Regions from separate parts of the Homo sapiens genome. Here all the other regions are linked to region 2. Evidence: chromatin contacts called from ENCODE Hi-C or POLR2A ChIA-PET data. All regions are on one chromosome and are shown on one strand. The core of a region is the stretch at or near the end of the contact, and the rest is flanking DNA. Distances in the headings are between cores, read along the strand shown. Region 1 holds the start of SREK1 (splicing regulatory glutamic acid and lysine rich protein 1). Region 2 holds the start of PIK3R1 (phosphoinositide-3-kinase regulatory subunit 1). Region 3 holds the start of ERBIN (erbb2 interacting protein).

Region 1 (4,984 bases), core at 515-3,014, 2.1 Mb after region 2:
CACTTATGCAGTATTCTCGTCAAAAATGTATTACCTGAATCTCGTCACGAATATAAAGATATATATATACACATATCTCTATATACCTCATCTATATATCTCATCTATATAAACTCAGATTATGAGTCATATTACAAGACAAAATGAACTACAAAACAAAATATCAATGTCACGACTTTAGAATCTTTAAAAGGGGACGGGACTGTCCTAGATTAAAGGAGATAACTATTAATACATGGATTACTTGGCATATTCAAGGGAGACAGTGTTATCTAATTACATACTAGATCAAAAGCAGACAAAAAAGCATTATTAAAATAACTGGGGAAATTTTAATAATCAACTGTAGCCAAAAACAGACAAAATGCTCGTAAAAGGAACATGGATGTTCAATGTATTACTCTTTCAACTTTTCTGTATGCATGAAATATTCCAAAACAAAAAGCAGAGAAGAAAAACTTAAAAAGTAAATTTTAAATATCCACACAACTTTTATATAGTTATGCAACAGCACTGTTATAACCTGAGATAGAAAACTAAAGAAAAATAGGTCTAAATGCATCACTAGGAAATAAATCAAAATTTTTTTAAAGAAATAAATCTTGGGTAACAATTACCCCTTCCCTCAAAGGATTTTGATATAATGAACAAAAAACGGAGGATCTTAATACTGTAAGATCTACCATTAAAAAAGAAAAAAAGTTTGTGTGCAAGAATGTGAACAACCTACAAACCCCTTGCGAGTTTTCTAAATAATATCGTACGAGGGAAATTTTACCATTCCAAAATACACTATCTGGGAAGTGGCCGCGAGCTGTGAATGCCAGCCAAGATCTGGACTTTAAATGTATACGGGAGGGATAACCCTGCACCGACTTACACTTTTTCTGAAAGCTTTGGGACAGTGTGACCTTTCAGGAGGAAAATTTAATCTGCTGTCAAAAGGGCTAACAGACATGATCTTTGGGAACATGGATGCGCTCGGTTAGATAAACCAAAATGCTAAGTTTGTGCGACCGTCCTGGGAAACAAACACAGCCCCAGTTCCATCTTGTCACCAGCAGCAGGCTTTCTCGTCAGCAAAACGGCCTGACACCAAGGCCTTAAAAACTGGACTGTGGCTCAGGCGCGGTCTCCGCGATTTTCAGAGTGGAAAAACGCTCTGAGACGTTTGCCATGAGGGCTGTTCCGGGCCCACCTGCGGCCATCTTAAGTTCGGGGGGAAATAAGAGGGTGGGGGCACGGAATTCGAAGACCCAGCAGCGAACACAAGTCCCGGAGGCACAGAAAGGGCAACCATTCTAAATCCTTGGTAAGGGCTCCGTGCAGTAGTTAACCCCCCAAATCCGACTAAGGAGAGCAGGACGGCGGAACCCGGGTGCCCTAATCAAATATGGGCACCAAGGTAAGCCGGCGCGATCACGTGACATGCACCGCGCGCCCGCGTCCGCGCTCTCCTCCACGCCTCGGCTCCCGAGGTCTCTATGGCGCCCGCGCCCCTCCCCCAGCCGAGCTCCAGCACTTACTCCGGGGGGTAGAGCCGCAGCTCCTCGATTTCTCCTAGGAAGGAAAAAAGCGTCCGCATCTGCTCGCTGGTCACCGCCGACGACAGATTCGTCACCTGAATCACCGACGTGGGGGTGAGGCCGAAGCCTAAGCCCAAACCGAAGCCGCCGCCGCTGTTCATCCCGATCCCGCTGCCGTTGCCTTCCCGCTCCCCAACGTCTACGACGCGTCAGCGACGGAGCCGGGAAAGCGGAGAACGCGCGGCCGCGAGCGCGCTCCCGCTGGCGAATTCACAGCGCCGGGCAGATCTAGCCGCCCATTTCACAACTCCCCTGCTCCCGGGGCTGCGCGCGCCAGCCGGAAGCGTCGCCCCGGCAACCCGGCGGTTCTCGCGCGGCTGCGGCCTCCAGCTCCCGGGTCCCTGGGGCTGTTGCTGCTCGTTTCACCGCCTGGATTTTTATCGGTGTTTTTGTTTTCCCCAAAAGTCGATGAGAGTCTTGTGCTCATGTCTACCCGGTTCCTTCCGGTCTCGGATTGGGAAACCAAGCGGCCTGGCCTACTGGTGCGGGACTGTAAAGAAGGAATGACTCTTGGACAACACGGAAGAACACTTGACCAAACTATAGGGCAGCCTTATCACATACAGGCAGCACCCCAACTCCAACTATTTTTAAAAGTTGGCAGGCGTCCTAATTGTGAAAAAAACAAAATTTTACAAAATGCGTAGGTTCAGGTTGAATTAAGGAAAGAGGCAGTAAGATGAAGGCTGTGCAGGGGTTGTTTATAACCTGTTTTTAATTCCCTCGTTCCACAGGTGTTGATGTTTATTGAGTGCTATGTCCCAGGCACTATTAGGCAAGGGCACGTAACAGACAGTTAAAGACAGTTCACATAGAACTTGCAACCTAATGAGAGACAACAGTAGTGAGTCCATGGCAGCTGCTCCCAAAATGCCCTCCGCAGATCCCTAAGGGTACCGAGACCTTTTCAGTAAGTTGGCAAGGTCAAAACGATTTTCGTAATAATATTAAGAGTTTCTTGACCTTTTTCACTTTGTTGCCATTTGCACTGGTAACGTAAAAGATTAAACTGCTGACACCTTAGCAGCAATCAAGGCAGTGGCGCCAGTCTTGTACTGGTAGTTGCATTTTGTATTCTTCACATCATACAACATTTAAGGTTTTAAAGTATGCTAGTTTCACTTTAAAAATGTCCTTCACAAATAACTAAAAATTGTATTTTTTTTTCAAATCCATCCTTGCTTACACGTCTTTTAAAGAATATGTGTGAAAAAATGGAAACTACTGCCGCTACATGCCCAAGTGAAATGGTTGTCTCCGGAAAAAGCACTAGTGTAATTCTTTGAATTTTCACCTAAAAATACAAATTTTATTACACTTGTATCCACCAGCTTGAGCTTGACAGCTTGCCAGTACTTAAAGACTTTTCTAGTAAAAGAAGCATTATATTAACAATTTATTTTTGACTATATAATGAAATATGTCAACATTTTTGTGATCTTTACAACTTAGTGGACACCTATTTTTCAAATGGCCAGTGGGTGCCATTACAAAGGCAAAAAGCCTCTGGTATGTGCAAGATAGATTGATGGATTTCAGTGCTTAATTGATGTGGTTTCAGATTCAGTCCACACTGCAATGAAGGCTAAGAAACTACCACATGTAAGTTTGGTACCGTATCAAAGAATAATATCTAGAACTATCTGGAAAGGCTATAAAGTAGTTTTCCCTTTTCCAACACCTTATCTTTATGAGATCAGATTTCCCTCATATATTTCAACCAAAACATATCACAACAGATCGAATACACAGAAAACTCATGATCACAAAGAAGGAAACGTCAGTCACTGTGGTCTACTTGAGGGTGGAGGGTGGAAGGAGGGAGAGGAGCAGAAAAAATTATTGAGCACTGGGCTTAATACCTGGATGATGAAATAATCTGTACAACAAACCCCCATGACATGAATTTATCTATGTAACAAACCTTCACATGTACCCCTGGACCTACAATAAAAGTTGGAAAAAAATAAAGAATACATAGATAGGAGAATTCAGCTGTCTTCTATTAAAGCAGACATTAAAAAGGTTTGAAAAATGTAAAACAATGCCACTCTTCTCACCAATTTTTTGGAAAAATATTTTATCATAAAAATGCATCATTTTGCCTTCAATCTCGGTTTCTAAGAAAAAAATGCGTCATTTCTATTAACATAATGGGCTTATAATTATTTTTAAATGAATCTCAAAATACCAAATTTCTCAGGTTTAATTTATAATGTGGATAGTAATAAAAGCATTTTACAGTCCTTAATAATCTTTAAGAATGTAAAGGGACTCAAGACCAAAATGTTTGAGAATTATTATTACCATAGGTATAAGCATGGAGGAATTCAGAGCACACAGGAGGGCCTCTTAAACTTAGTTCTAATGGAATACTTCCCAGAAGAAATATTGCTTAAGCTGAATATTGAACAAATAGGAATTACCCAGGCAAGGAGGGAAGGAGGAGCAGTGAAGGGCATTCCAGACTGAGCATGTAGAATATGCAAAGGCAGGGTTAAGGTAAAAGAGAGCTCGAGTGAGGTACAGAAGATTCAAAGTCTGTTATTGCTGGGCTGAAAATGACTAGAGATGCATGCAAAGGAATAAGCCTTTATGAAGGGTATTATTTGTCATGGTAGAGATTACTTTATCATAAGCTGGGAGCCACTGAAGACCTCGGAGCTGAAGAGTGACCCTGATCAGATTCATGTTCTAAAATGACTGGCTATGTGCGGTGGCATATGCCTGTAATCCCAGGATTTGGGGAGACTAGGGCAGGAGGATTGCTTGAGCCCAGAAGTTTGAGACCAGCCTGGGCAACATGGAGAGACCCCGTTTCTACCAAACAATAACAACAAAAAAGTAGCCAGGCATGGTGGTGCATGCTTGTAGTCCCAGCTACTGGGGAGGCTGAGACGGGAGGACTGCTTGAGCCTGGGGGTTCGAGGCTACAGTGAAAATGAGTTGTGATTGTGCCACTGCACTCCAGCCTGAGTGACAGAGTAAGACCCTGTCTCAAAAAAGAAAGGAAGGAAGGAAGGAAAGAAAGAAAGTGATGACTGTCACTGCAACCTGGAGATACATTGGAAAGGGTTCAGACTAGAGGCAAAGAAACTGGGTAGGTTATTGCAATAATCTGAATAAGCTATAATGAGGTCATGAACAAAGGTAAGAGGTGGTAGTAATGGAAAGCAAGGAACAGCCCCAAATTTGAGAATCACTGAACTCATTTGAAGATAAAAGGAATAAAAGCTGTCCACTCAGAAAAATATATATGGACATAAACTCACTTTTAGCTACAATTACTGATGCTTTCTGGTCCTCCTGAAGTCCAACCATAGATCTCTCGGATTAACAACTAGTTTTGAACAATTCTCAGACTTTAGTGTGCATCAGAATCAGCCCGTGGGCATGTT
Region 2 (4,813 bases), core at 626-3,125:
CCCCCACACATTACTCTTATTTTCTTTATACTGGTCAAAAACACTTGCTTCCTAAAGTTTAATCAACTTTTGCACCTAAGAAAACTCTTATCTGCTTTCTTCTAAACGGTTTTTCAAGAACAGTGTAATCTGTCAAAAAGTTGTATAGCTAGTGAGTTGCTTTTTCTTCCTTTTTCAATGTTAAAAGATACTTGTGGCCTTCTGTGCAGAAGTCACCAAATTCCTAGTAATTCAAACTGTGACAATCTAATATTCTAATAACCTGCTTAAGAAATGAACCTGTCTGCCCACTCCAACCCTTCCTAGCTAATATCTAACCATCTTTAAGGTTGCCAAAACGTAACAGAACTAATGAAGCATTAAAATATAACTCCACATCAAGCCTTGACCAATAAGCTCTGTGAATATCCCTCCTGATTACTAAAACTTGAGCCTCATCACACCAAAATGACAATCTTATGTTGCATTCAAAACCCGGAACTGCTTTATCCATTGGTACTTCGCACTGGCTGACAAAGAGGAAAAGAAGAGAAAAAAGAAAAAAAACCTAAAATCATGAAGCCCCCAAATAAAGAGCAGACTCACACTCGGACACCAACAGCGCTGCAGCTCAAGGGATTAACGGTGGAAGTGAGACCTTTCCGATATTAATAGCGCCCCGGGAAACAGAAGAATTCCCCCAAACCCAGTTGACACACATTCTGCATTCAACACGTAACAGCCATTCTGCATATATCCTTGCATTTCAGGCTCCAATTCTGGTTATCAAAGTGTATTTCTGTACAGGAGTGCCTGGCCAGAGGTTTTCTGTTCTCTTTGTCTTGTGATCTGAGGGGCAGTTTCTGAGCTTAGGTTAGAGCTGTGGTTTCCAGAGAATTGCCCACGATATTTTAGCTCCGGGTTGCAGGCTCCCTGGCTCTCCCCAGCCGGCTCCATATTGCTGGGCAGGTCCCTCCCGCCTCGCCCCACGTTCCAAAAGCTGGATTTCCGGGCGGTTCCAAGACCCCACTAAATATGCCTCCAACAACCTGCCCAAGCTTGGCTGGCAATAAACGCTGAGTTAGGGCCCCAGCGACCAACCGCCCCGAGGCGCACTTCCCCCACCCCGGAAGAGGAGGGCGGCAAACTTCGGAAGGCGGGGGTTAGGGGACGAGCTCCGGGGACCACCGCCGCCTCGCCCGCCCCGGGAAGGGCCCGGGCAGCGACCCTGGCTGCAGCTGGAGGGCCACGGGGGAAGGGAGCGCTCCTTCCCGCAACACGAAGGCAGCGGCCAGGGCGCTCTCCTCCGGTGAGGGGCCCCGGAAAACTGCAGCAAGGCGACAGCGGGGACCCTCCGAAGTGTGCGGTGACGGAGGGTGGGAGGAAGCCCGAGCTCGTCGGCAACTCCGGGGGCAAATGCGACCGGCGGCGTGCAGGACCAGCTCGCAGGAGGACGGGGGAAACGGGAGTCAGGATGGCGGGGATCTCACAGGACGCCGGCCGCGCGCGGGGGTAGTGCTGCCCGGCGGCCAGGAGATGCCGGAGGCGGGGAGGGCCGGTGGCCAGCCCGCTTCCCCCCGGCGGGGCTCTGCAGAAGGAGAAGCCGCTGCCAGTGACAGGAAGAGAGTCGCGGCAGCCGTGCACACATGCACCGCCTCCCCCGCCCGAGCACACACACCCGGGGCTGCTGCTGCCTACCTACCCCGCCCGCCGGCTTCCTTCCTCTGCGGGGCCCGCGCTGCAGCGGTGGCCTCCTGCCCGCTCGGTTCCGACCGGCCTCCAGCCCGGCTGCGACCCGCCGGCCGTGCCCGATCCGTGCTTGCCGTCTCCGACAGCTAGCCTGCCGCCCTCGCCGCTGCCGCTGCTTCCTCCAACTCCGCTCCAGCTGCTGGCGACTCCTCTCCGTGCGCCCGCAGCTCCAGCGCCCGGCGCTAGCCCCGCCTCCGGCCCGGCCCCGCGCGCCCCGCCCCCGAGCCCACACCAACCAGAGCCCGCGGCTCCGCCCCTTTCCGTCCGCACGGCTCGGGCCTCCGAGCCGGCGGCTGGCAGTGGGGGAGCGAGCTCAGGCCTGGCGGACCCTTCCTGCCACCGCCCTCGCCTTCCGCCCCCCAGCCGCGGGGATGCCCCGGGCGGCCGTGCCGCGCGCTGCCTCCGCTGCGGAGTGCTCTGGCTCTACACGTCCCGGGCCCGCCCGGCTGCTGGGCGTCTCCCAGCGCAGAGGCGGAGGGGTTCGGGGAGGTCGAAGACAAGTTCAGACCTCCCTGGAGGCTGGCTGCGTCTCTAATCCGAGTGTCTTTCAGCCAACCCCAGGCTTTTTCGAGCCCCTAGCGCCCCAGCAGAGTGGCTGGGGTGGGGAGGACTCGGATTCCAGAGCTCGCCAAAGCGGAGAGGCCCTGCAATTCCTGGTCTCGCCAGCACTGCCTTCCGAGTGGGCGGAAAACCCGCGGCACCCGCCTGGCGCTCCGGGGGTGAAGGAGGGGTGAAAGGGTGAACCGGAGGGACGGGCGCCCGCAGCCTGCCGCTGGCTAACTCCGGCAGCCTGGCACCGCCGCCTCCGGGAGCCAGGCGGACCCGCGAGAAGGGAAGAGAGTTTTCTGAGGGCGTACGCTGGCTGATGGCTTCTAGTCCTGAGATGACAGAGCAAATGGAGGTCACTCAGGCAGACCACGGGCCCCTCGGCGTTCGCGGAGTCGGGGGCGGGGTTGGCGGGGGGTGGGGTTGGCGCGGGCGGGGGGGGCGGGGAAGCGCAGGTGAATTACATTGTCTCTTAAAGGTGTTAGTTTTGAAATGCATATTCTTCAAGTAATAATTACCTAAGTTGCTCCAGAAAAATTTGATGTTGGTTCAAACCTTCCACTGATGGTAAGATGGAATGCCAGCACCACGTGTGCCACTCTTTCATATTAAAACATGTGAGAATCTGCTTCCTAAAAGCTCTTTCCAGATTCTCCTTTCTGCAGCTTAAAGCCCTGCACCCGCCCACCCTGTTTGCCTAAAGCCCTTTTATAGTTCCCTCCCAGTTTCCTTGCAAGAAAACTCTTAAAAACAAACACACAAAACCTAAGCACTTGGCCTCTGTAAAACGTTGAATTTGGTGGTTTATTCTTGTGGACGTTGGAAGTAGAGGGAAGAACGTCCTAAAATTCATCGCTTATCCTTAAAAAATATCATTTTTAAAGGTGACTCACCTAACAGAAAAGTAAGCTCCACTTTAGGCTATTCAGACACTGGTGTTTCTATTATTCCAAGATGTCTCTTGCAGAGGCGACACAAAAACAGGCAGCTACCCACATCATGTTTAAGAATACACTTTATCTGAAAGCAAATAGGAAATTTACCAAGGTACCTTCTTCACACCTACTGTGTGAAATGAAGGACTTCATGCATTCTCTGTCTGTAAATGGAATGATATACCTTGCCTTGCAGTAGAATTACTTTGATCCAATCCAATAAGCTGAGATGAAACTGCTGTGACCTTCCCAGTATTTCCTTTAGGTTCCGCTCTGAACAAACTCTAACAGTGAAAACCTTGCTAGTTATCTCCTTCTTCTGGAGATAGCTGGAAAGAGTCTTATGCACTATTGCAGTGGGATTCTGTTCACCCGCAAACCTAAAAACAATAAAATTCCCAAATGCACCTCCTCATTTAGACACAGTCTTTAGTAATTTATTTCCAGCATACATTGTATTTCCTTTACGTTTTTTCATCATAAAGAGTGTCCCAAGGGAAGAAAATAAGGCTCTCTTTTCATATACTAAATAAATTCAGTATTTCATTTGTTTTAAACTGATGATATCTCCCCATATCACTAGTATTAGCATTTTTATTTATTTTCACCTTCAATTGATTTCTATGAAACAAAAGCAAAGGCAACAAAACAGCAGTATTCAAGCTTTTTTAAAAATAATCTTTTTATTTAATAAAATCTAGTCTAGAATCCCCAAATACAACTATAAGATAAGAAGTCATGTAACAAGACCAAGAGGCCCATTGCACCACCTCCCTTCCTTCTGTCTAGAACCTCTGGATCCTTGGACTAGAAACATCTGGATCTCCTGAGAATTTGTTGGAAATTCAAATTGTCCTCACTGAATCAGGAATGCTGAGGGTGGAGCCTAGCAATCTGTATTTTAATAAGCTCTCCAAGTGATCTGATGCATGCCCTATGGTTTCAGAACTATTACTCTAAGGCTTCTGGAAACACTGATTGAAAACCTCTGCAATAAAATACTCACATTAAGTACCCAAACACCATGGTTCAATCAGTAATGGCCAAACTGTTGGCCAGCAGGTAGTGACACCAGCAAGGAGCTCGAAATAGCAGAAGATGTACAATTTGCAACGAAAGGGGTGATACAGGGGTGTCACATACAAGGCATAAGAAGTCAAGGACCCCCCAATGTCAAGAAAGGCTGAGTAGCTATAGGCTGAGAAAGAATTCTCCCCAAAGTATGGTAGGATACTCTCATTTGGCATCATCATTCCAGCTACATCAATATTGTGAGTGCTAGAATTAGCTTTCATTAGACTTGAAACCTAAGAATGTATCTTAGGGTTCAAAGCCAATGTGAAATACAAATGGCTTAGACCTTTACTTCTCAAGTGAGGCCCATAGACCAGCAGCTTTGGCACTATGTAAGAGCTTGTTAGAAAGGCAGAATCCCAGGCCCTATCCCAGGCATACTTAATCAAAATCTGCATTTTAACAAGATTATCAGGTGATTCCTATGCAAGTTAAACTTTGAGAAGCCCTATCTTAGACAGGGGTTCTCAGTTTTCTCTACACATTGCAAATACCTGAGGAGCTTATAAAAATCTCAATACCTGGTCTGC
Region 3 (4,408 bases), core at 437-2,936, 2.3 Mb after region 2:
ATGAAAAAAAAAAAGAATCTCCTGAGACCATGCCCCGGGGAGGAAAAAAAAAATCAAAACTACAGTAATAAATAAAGGACTGCCTTTGGAGATGTACTTAATGAAGCTGAAGTAGCAAAGAACAAATTGTGAAATAATTTGATCCTGATCTTTAAAACTTATTTTTTCTCTTTGAACTAAAGAAAATCAACTCTCTCCTCGGGTTTCCGGTCATTACGTGAGACAGCATAGGCAATCTAAACATCAATATATATTTAGGATATACCTACCAACAGGATTACCAAATTTATTCAATATATATTCAAAAGTACAGTATTGTATTTCACCTCCCTGTACCGCAAAAATACCGGGAAAAAAAGTAAACAGAAAAAGACTAAAACACCACTGAAAAAAACTTTGGGTTTACTGCTATCAAAACTAGTCCCCATTGGTTCAGAAGTGTTCATAGCTCTGACTGGTGGAATGTCTGCCATGCTTCATGAATCCTGCCCCCACAGATGTAGGCAGAACCTATCACTATTTATGCAGAACCGACCAAAAACATTTGGGACAACACAAAAATGTAAAGACCATACTACTCGAAAAGCACAGCTTTTTATCACAATCACTGTGATTCCCTTGAAAATCGTTTTAAGCGTTTTACTTCCCCTCCCATCGTCTGTTCTGAACTGTACAGAAGTCCTATTAAACGTCTTACAGGTTGTTAATGTTGTTTAATTATCTCTCCCTATTCTTAGTCCTTACTCCTTTTTTCTTCGTAATGGATCAGTTACAAGAAAAGCCTAGTCGATCCTTGCTTTCAATTAATTAAACAAGTTATACGGCGCTAAACGTCTGAAAAACACACACTACACACAACTAAAGAAATATATTACTCACCCTGAAAAACAACTAAGAATGGCAAGATTTTTTGGTTTCTAAAATCTAACTAAATATACTGATCAGGGTTGGAAATAAAAAAATAAAAATAAATACCTCTATATACAATTAACGCAAGCGCCAATATAATCGGTATGAGTATAAACAAACGCGGCAGCCATCTCAATAACAGCAAATCACTCACTGCAGCGACCAAACTTTCTTCCCAAACAGAAGGTGCCTGGCTGAGCAACTTAATATACACTCTATACGTTCCAGAAAGCCAAAACTTCTGGCCCCTGTGCTGAACAAAGGCAATCGTTCTTCGGATTACTAAAAACTTTTCGTCCCACCGCATTCTTACAACCTCTTCCAAAAAATTCAAAGTCCAGATGGTGGGGGGGGCAGGGGGGAGAAGGGACGCGGTGGGGTGCAGTTCGATTATTTAGCCCCTCAATTATTAACCGCTTCGATATGAGAAAAGGAGGGTTTAGGGCAACTTGGAGAAGAGTGAAAAACACTAAAGAATCATCTCTTTTCCGAGTCACAAAGTCCCATGAACTTTGTGACTCAGAGACACTTTTCGTGAAAATTACCTTTCGGCGGGACACCGTCTCAGGGCAGCTTTTTCAAGGCTTCGCTTGACATGATTTCCTTCCCTTCATCAGTCACTTTGGATCCAGCTGAATATCTCTCTCGGGTGAGAGCGGATGTGGACTGGCCTCCCACAGAAGAAGAGTAGGTGGCTTTGGTGGGGGTTGGGGTGCGGGCTGGCTTCCTGGTCTCGAGTTTTGCAGGAGTTTCCCAGCCCCAACGAGGATCTCCGCCGAAAAAAAAAAAAACAAAACTTTTCACTCGTGACACCGCCCGGAATTGCAGTGCGAAACTCACTTCCTGCCTTGGCGAGAAGCAGGATCCAGCTCCGTCCAGGGGAACCCGGAAAACCAGCTCCGCGCGCACCGGAGAGGGGGAGGGGAGGGGACGGCCGCCGGGAGCCTCGGGTTCCGGGCAACCGGCGCGCCCGGCACACCGGACGGCAGCAGCACCCGGCCGGCGGGGGCGAGGACGCTGCCCGGGCGCTCGGCGAGCCTCGGCCGCGCTAGGCCGCCACCGCTTCCTCTCCGTTGCCCCCAGAGCCGGGCGGCAGGGTTATTGTCTCGATAGCGCTTGCCGCGCCCTTCGTCCGCGACGCCGCTGCCGCCGCCACCCGGAGCCGGAGCCGAGGAGTCGGGCAGGCTCAATAGCGGCCCCCTCCCCGGGCCGTCCGTCGGGCCGTCCGTCCTTCCGTCCGTCCCTCCCCGCTTTCCCTACTCGCCCTCGAACCCTCTTCTCCTCCCTCTCCCGTTTTCCCGCCACCGTCCCTCCGCTGCCCTGCTTGTTCTCCTTCGCCAGCGGCGGTGGCTCCCCGAGACGCGCAGGGGGCGGGAGCAGGAGGCAGCTCCGTCTCCTCACGAGCTTGCGGGGCCGCGGCAGGGGCCGAGACTGCGTCCCGCGCCGCCGCGCCACATTCACTCGAGCGAGAGACGGCGAGGGGAGGGAGGACGGAGGGAGCGGAGAGAAAGGAGGAGGAATGGGGCAGGGGCGGAGGGGAGTTACTGCCTCACAGGCCGCGGCGGCAACAGCGCCACCGCCCCGGCCGCGACGGGTGAAGAGGCTGCGCGCCGCGACTCTGCGGCGGGGGCGGGGGCGGGGCGGCCTCCCGCCGGCTTCGCCCCAACCGCCAACAGCCGGGCAGGAGGCCTGCGCGGGCCAGTCAGCGCGCGGGGGCGGTGCGGGCCGACGTCGGCGGCTGGGGGCAGCGGGCCGGGGGCCGGGGGAGGGGCAGCCGGCGGCCGTGGGTTCGCGTGCAAGGCGCGCCGTGAGGCCCACTCTGGCCCAGGCCCCTCGAGGCCTGCCCGCTGCTCCCTGCCCGCTCCCCGACCCCGCACTCCCGGACTCCCGAGCCCCCCAGGGTGGGGAACGCTGGCAACGCCGACCCTGCTGTCTGCTCGCGGCCCAGCGCCCAGCCAGAGAGATAGAGAGCCCACAGGCCTCCGCCGCGCCGGCCGATGGAGTTTCTTTGTACGACAGTAATCGGTGCACAGGGGTTGTTGGAGTCCAGCCCTGATTTGAAGGCAGCAGGTATCTCTTGCAGCTGCAGCACTCCAACTTCCTCTAATGGCACGGTCAGGTCGCAGGAAACCACAGCGGCAGCGCGGTGCAGCTTCCCACGCCCGCCCTTCGAGCTTGTTCCCCAGCGGCGCAGCTCAGCCTCCTCCAAGTCTCAGCCTCATACCGGCGGGGAGACAAAGCTGGCGCTGGGAGTGGGAAAAGGGCCCGCGAAATGGCCTCAAGATCGTGCCTTTGTTAGAAGAAACATGGGTACGCTCCGATGCGACGCAGGCTTCCAACCCCAGCGGTTCGGTGGTGGTGCAGTCGTTGAATTGCGCTGGCCCTAATAATTCAGCCTGGCAGGGTTCGCGTTTATTGCGGAGAGAGACTCTTAAGCATTCTGTCAACACATATGGCAAATAGAAAGCCTCAACCATAACATTGCACAGTTTTTGCAGTTCTTGCTTTAAATATGTTCACAGAAAAGACGGCCTTGTTTTACCCAGAGAAGGAGCGTAATGCGGAGCGAACCATTCGTCACCCCCATTCTCTGCTGCACTTAACTGTGTACAGTGATGATAATTAGCCTCTGGGTCCCTGAAGTCCCTGGTTCAGTTCTTCCGTCTGTATTCTAGAGATAATTATTTATTACCAAGTTTGAATAAAGAGCTATATCCCCTACAGACCTTTTTTTTTTTTTTTTTTTTGGCTTGCCAATGGAAAGAGTTCATAAATTCCACCAAGTAATCATTTACCAAAATGAGTTGTACATTAGTTGCAAACACTTGAAATAACGCCGAAGATATTCAAGTCATTTTATTCAGGTTGGGAGCATTTTTAACTACTTGAAGAACTGCTGGAATTAATACAGATGTTAGGTTATTTAGCATACAGCAGAAGTTGAAGATTTACAGGTAGTACTGAAGTGTTCAGATATATTCAGTGCTGAATTAGAGGTAAGAGTATTCGCTGGAAGCTAGGAAATGGCAGCAGCTATGCCAGTGTTACCAAGCTGGATATCTATGTGAAAATGAATCTTAACCATTGCATAAAAAGCTAAAGTTAGCATATTGTACAAGCTATTTGTAATCATCGCTGGGAAGATTTCTTGCTCCGTTTTCAAAAACCGTTTTGCGCCTGATCAGAACTCAGTGGCATAGCTCTGAACTGAAAGGGTCACTCTCCTAAAGCATCCCAGGATGGAATATCTCCCATACTAGTGGAAAACCAGCTAGATTCTGGGATTCCAGTGTTGCTTCTAATCTCAGGTTGATTCGAGACCCCTTTAAATGTGATGCCATAGATTCGAGTAAACCTAACCCTCCTCTCTAAACTTAACTGATCAAGCCACTGCTTTAGGCTAAGACTTGCCCTGGTCCTAGCCTTTTTAAAATTTATACTCACACTCAGGACCAATCTGACAGACTACCATCTAGGCTAGAAAAGTACCTATAATCAA

The links. A loop is a pair of places that touch in the nucleus more often than their neighbours do. ChIA-PET counts read pairs that join two places held with the same protein, here RNA polymerase II (POLR2A). Pooled maps may share reads with other maps.
Region 1: a map of CD8-positive, alpha-beta T cell shows a loop between it and region 2 (10-fold over the local background). The contact joins the promoter of SREK1 here to the promoter of PIK3R1 in region 2. A Hi-C loop is called at or near these places in 3 of 168 maps with a recorded cell type or tissue (B cell and CD8-positive, alpha-beta T cell) and 8 of 50 pooled maps.
Region 3: a loop to region 2 is called in a map of B cell, with 8 times the contacts of the local background. The contact joins the promoter of ERBIN here to the promoter of PIK3R1 in region 2. A Hi-C loop is called at or near these places in 1 of 168 maps with a recorded cell type or tissue (B cell) and 11 of 50 pooled maps. POLR2A ChIA-PET finds 5 or more read pairs at or near these places in 1 of 52 experiments (activated T-cell).

Annotation. Positions count from the first base shown.
Region 1 is chr5:66,141,080-66,146,063 of GRCh38, reverse strand. It overlaps SREK1 (splicing regulatory glutamic acid and lysine rich protein 1), which reads right to left and starts at 1,764. Exons shown (of 12, transcript NM_001077199.3): 1 at 1,527-1,764. The coding sequence starts at 1,687. RefSeq lists enhancers at 1,024-1,073, 1,134-1,193, 1,454-1,733 and a silencer at 1,914-1,983.
Region 2 is chr5:68,212,818-68,217,630 of GRCh38, reverse strand. PIK3R1 (phosphoinositide-3-kinase regulatory subunit 1) reads right to left here and starts at 1,875. Exons shown (of 16, transcript NM_181523.3): 1 at 1,682-1,875. RefSeq lists silencers at 1,159-2,258, 2,479-2,698.
Region 3 is chr5:65,923,853-65,928,260 of GRCh38, reverse strand. It overlaps ERBIN (erbb2 interacting protein), which reads right to left and starts at 1,686. Exons shown (of 26, transcript NM_001253697.2): 1 at 1,455-1,686. RefSeq lists enhancers at 1,533-1,752, 1,713-2,337, 3,243-3,462, 2,962-3,586 and a silencer at 1,833-2,922.